Regions from separate parts of the Homo sapiens genome. Here region 2 is linked to region 1. Evidence: read pairs that join two places in POLR2A ChIA-PET (ENCODE). Cell type or tissue: Caco-2. All regions are shown on one strand. Region 1 overlaps SLBP (stem-loop histone mRNA binding protein). Region 2 overlaps NSD2 (nuclear receptor binding SET domain protein 2).

Region 1 (2,500 bases):
AGGAGGCTGAGGCAGGAGAATTGCTTGAACCCGGGAGGCAGAGGTTGCAGTGAGCTGAGATCGCGCCACTGCACTCCAGCCTGGGCGACAGAGCAAGACTCTATCTCAAAAACGAAAAAAAAAAAAAAAAAATCAGGCGGGCGTGGTGGCGCATGCCTGTAGTCCCAGCTACTTGGAGGCTGAAGCAGGAGAACTGCTTGAACTTGGAAGGCAGAGGTTACAGTGAGGTGAGATCACACCACTGAACTCCAGCCTGGTTGACAGTTATGCCCCGTCACAAAAAAATACACTAGATACTAACTTTAATTACAACAAATAAGCAACCTATTTTAGCTGTAAACCAAATGCTGTGCTTTGAAAATGCAATTGCAGTAACAAATGAATAATCCTCTTATGTAATTATCATTTCTTCCCTTACAGTCACACAACTCAGATAAACTTAAATTGGATTTCTAAAAGTAAATTTCCAGATTCTAAAAATGGTAGAAAGTTATGAAATCAAATTAGGTAATTAACTGAAAATTAAATTGACTCAATAGAGGTTTGTCCAGGATTGGATACAAGCATCCTCACTAGTGTATCAAGAGGTTCAAGTCTGGGTCTGCCAACATAACAAATTCCTGAACTACAAGAATAATTTAAAGCCTGTGTATGTGAATGACCATATACTACATGCCATATTTTGGTATCTTTAAGTCCATTTCTTAGATTAAGTAGGTTATATTCATAATCTACCCTATCTTGGGACAACAAAGCCTAATTTTACACACTAAGCTAACAACCTTCCAAAGAGTACTTCTAGATCTTATCCATCAACGAGCTGGCTCTATTTGTCAGGTGCCTCCAGGCATTATCCACAATGTGCAAATACCAAGTGCAAAGGCCCTAGGACAGAAGCATTCCTATAGTTTGAGGAATGAGGACACCAAAAACTTCCATAACTTCTAAAGCACTGTAAGGATTTAATATTTTTATCTTCAGCTAAATGAGACCACTGGAGAGTTCAGAGCTTGATCTCAATAAGGTTTGTTTACCTTCCCTTCATATCTGGACCTAGGGCCTCTTCTGTACCCACCCGTAGACCCAAGTCTTTTGTCTTTTTTTTTTTTTTGAGACAGTTTCACTCTTATTGCCCAGGCTGGAAGGCAATGGCGTGATCTCGGCTCACCGCAACCTCCACCTCCTGGGTTCAAGGGATTCTCCTGCCTCAACCTCCCGAGTAGCTGGGATTACAGGCATGCGCCACCATGCCCGACTAATTTTGTATTTTTAGTAGAGATGGGGTGTTGGGAAAAAGGCTTATCGAGTGCCTGTATAAGCTGGCCATAAAAATATGGCACAGTAAGTTGTGAAAAGCCACAAGAGGCCTCTGAGGAGGAAAGCCTCCTAATTGCCATCATGTTCCCATGCTCAGAGCGAGACCTGCTCTCTTATCTGTAAACAGTGTTCAAGAAGAAAGACATTCCTTTAAAGCACTGGAATGTGGACAGATTTGCAGGCTCCTAGTTAAGCCCGCTCCCACTAGCTACTCTCCAATAAGTTAGATATGCTGTTTGAGCACAAAGGAGATTCATTGAAACCGCTATAATTACGCCTATGACGCCTGCCTCCCTTTCACTGTTTCACCCTGAACATCTACTTCTTTTTTTTTTTTTTTTGAGACGGAGTCTCGCTCTATTGCCCCAGCTGGAGTGTAGTGGGGCGATCTCGGCTCATCGCAAGCTCCGCCTCCCGGGTTCACACCATTCTCCTGCCTCAGCCTCCTGAGTAGCTGGGACTACAGGCGCCCGCTACCACGCCCGGCTAATTTTTTGTATTTTTAGTAGAGACGGGTTTTCACCGTGTTAGCCAGGATGGTCTCCATCTCCTGACCTCGTGATCCACCCGCCTTTTGCCAAGGCGCTGGGATTACAGGCATGAGCCACCGCGCCCGGCCTACTTCTTAAAGTGATTGTACTCAATAAATAGTGTGGAGACCGCAACTCCGGGCCTTTTGCAGCCTCCATTTTCCAACTGGTCCCCTGGCTCCCACCTTTATGAGCTCTTAACCTGTCTCTTCTCATTCCGGGTAAGTGTCGAGGCTGGTCCCCAACAATGGGGTTTCTCCATGTTAGTCAGGCTGGTGTCGAACTCCTGACCTCAGGTGATGGGCCCGCCTTGGCCTCCCAAAGTGCTGGGATTACAGGCAGGAGCCACTGCGCCCAGCCCCCTAGACCCAAGTCTCTAAATATCATCTCTATGTCCTGGTAACTCACTGTGCCTGAAGATGCCTCCCATGTAGACTCCTACACTCCGTTACCTTTCTTGACATCTCCTTTGCTTCTCTAAGCAGCTTCTCAAGCCTCACAACTTCCCATGCCTAGCTGCTCCAGCCCATCTTCTCTATCTTAGCAAATGGCCCCAATCAACAGCGTTCAGACCTAAAGGCTTGAGTCATTCTTGATGCCTCTTTCCTGTGTAAACCAAAAAGTGTCTGAGACAGGTCTCAATTGCTTTAGGA
Region 2 (2,500 bases), 190 kb after region 1:
TTCCTTATCCTAACTTGCGATGGAAAGGTGTGGTGGTGCTGCTCCATTCTGCCTGGTGATGGTGTCTCCACGCCTTCACGTGGCACTCGGGATGGCCCTGACACTCGGATGAGTATAAGCCATAGGAAACAACCAAGGGGCCATGGCTTTGGCAGAAGGAAGGAACTCTTGATGGGGCAGCAGTCTCTGTTCATCTGGTGGTCTATAGGGTGTTGCTTTTTAGTTGTAACTCCTTGAAATTGTTAAAATAATGAAGAGCTTTGAGGGTTAAAAAAACGTTTTTTGATTACTCAGGAGCTGTTTAGTTCTCGCTCATGTAATGGCAGTGGTGAAGTTTTTAAATTTTATTTATTTATTTATTTATTTTGAGATGGTCTCTGTTGTCCAGGCTAGAGGGCAGTGGTGTGATCATGGCTCACAACAGCCTTGACCTCCCAGGCTTAGGTGATCCTCCTACCTCACCCTCCTGAGTAGTTGGACCACAGGTGTGCACCACTATATGCCCAGTTAATTTTTTATTTTTTGTAGGACAGGGTCTTGCTGTGTTGCCCAGGCTGGTCTCAAACCCCTGGGCTCAAACGATCCTCCCACCTCTGCCTCCTGAAGTGCTCGAGTTACAGGTATGAGCTACCATGCCCAGCCTACAAAGATTTTTTGAAGTGCCCACAGCAGTATTGAACCTCATGCTTTTGCTTGGGAAGAGGCCTGTGCAAGTTGTCAGAGTCCTAGCTGTTTTGTTTTGAGACAGGGTCTTGGTATGTTGCACAGGCTGTTCACGAACTCCTGACCTCAAACGATGTTCCTGCATCAGAGCTGGCTTTTTCTTTCTCCTCCAACTGAAAAACAAACCAAACAAAAAAATCTGGCTTTTATTCCTAGCCATGTCCCTTGGTTTTGTTAAAACTTGAGTAACTCAACCTGAATTTTGACTCTTCCTCTGGAGAGTGGGGTCAATAAATGTAAACCTGGGTTGCTGTGCAGTAATCTGGTAGCTGTTCTGAAAGTATGTCAGGCCTGATGGGGTGGCTCACATCTGTAATCCCAGCACTTTGGGAGGCTGAGGCAGGAAGATTGCTTGAGCCCAGGAGTTCAAGACTAGCCTGGGCAACATAGCGAGACCCGGTCTCTATAAAAAATAAAATTAGCTGGGCGTGGTGGCACTGCCTGTGGTCCCAGCTACTAGGGAGGCTGAGATGGGAGGATCAAAAAAACATGAAAATGTGTCATGTGGCAGCTCATGCCAGGCTTCACCAGCATGCTTATGGCAAGGTTTTGGGCCGGCCTCTTCAGCTTACAGGTGAGAAAACTGAGGCCTGAGGCAGTGGAACAATTTACTCATGTGTATAGTGCTCTTGAGCAAGGCTAGAGATTCACCCTTGGAGGGTTGGGGCCATGCTGGCTGTGCTTATTTCCACTGGAGAGCAGAACTGTGAGTGGCTTGTGGGGAGGAGTTTTTCTTTGGTGGAATGTTCAGCCTTAACCTACCCATTATGTTCTAGAGATGGAGAAATTGAGGCTCAGAGAGCCCCAAGGACTCAAATTACATGTGATGGAGCCGAGACTTGCTCCTAGTCCTCCTGGTGCCCTTGCCCTCACCACACTGGGATGGTTCATGTTGGTGACACATGGGCTGCTGAGAACTGATCGTCAGACATGACTGGAGGGGCAGAAGTCAGTATGGATTTGGAATTCTGTGAGAATTCCTTTTCGACCAGTTGAATAAAGTACCATTAAAGACCGTCTATTAATACTAGGCCAAGGAAATAGATTTATATAGAGATCTTCAAAATGTTGAACACCTGCTGTGTGCTATGCACTGTCCTGATCCTTTAGCTGAGAGTGAGAGAGAAATTTTTTTTTTTTTTTTTTTTGAGATGGAGTCTCGCCCTGTCGCCCAGGCTGGAGTGCAGTGGCGTGATCTCGGCTCACTGCAAGCTCCGCCTCCCGGGTTCACGCCATTCTCCTGCCTCAGCTTCCTGAGTAGCTGGGATTACAGGCGCCTGCCACCACGCCCGGCTAATTTTTTGTATTTTTAGTAGAGACAGGGTTTCATTGTGTTAGCCAGGATGGTCTTGATCTCCTGAACTCGTGATCCGCCCACGTTGGCCTCCCAAAGTGCTGGGACTACAGGCGTGAGCCACCGCACCTGGCCTGAGAGACAAAATTTTGATGAAACGATGTTGAGGCTATCATCTAAAACACAGCAAGGGAGCACACTCCATTTTTGGGGGTCTGTGTGTATTTGGACATTGTAGCCTGGTGAATCCTTGGTCTTCTGGATACACAGGTAGTGATTGGATGTGTTAGTGTTTGTCTTCTGTTGTTCATTTTCAGATTCCAGCTAAGAAAGAGTCTTGTCCAAACACTGGAAGAGACAAAGACCACCTGTTGAAATACAACGTTGGTGATTTGGTGTGGTCCAAAGTGTCGGGTTACCCTTGGTGGCCTTGCATGGTTTCTGCAGATCCACTCCTTCACAGCTATACCAAACTTAAAGGTA

The links. Peaks named below come from ENCODE experiments on the same cell type or tissue, not always from the same donor. Only the 100,000 strongest peaks of a DNase experiment are listed, where the experiment ranks them.
Region 2: POLR2A ChIA-PET joins it to region 1 with 10 read pairs; 2 of 35 experiments call an interaction of 5 or more read pairs at or near these places.

The regions. Positions count from the first base shown.
Region 1 is chr4:1,707,972-1,710,471 of GRCh38, forward strand. The region is part of intron 2 of SLBP (stem-loop histone mRNA binding protein); the gene reads right to left. Among named protein-coding and RNA genes, the nearest start is that of SLBP, 3.1 kb to the right of the region's middle. In Caco-2, no CTCF peak of the experiment used is centred here; DNase peaks (open chromatin) are centred at 853 and 1,490; H3K4me3 peaks cover 112 bases.
Region 2 is chr4:1,901,882-1,904,381 of GRCh38, forward strand. It overlaps NSD2 (nuclear receptor binding SET domain protein 2), which reads left to right. Exons shown (of 22, transcript NM_001042424.3): 3 at 2,335-2,497. Among named protein-coding and RNA genes, the nearest start is that of NSD2, 32 kb to the left of the region's middle. In Caco-2, no CTCF peak of the experiment used is centred here; no DNase peak of the experiment used is centred here.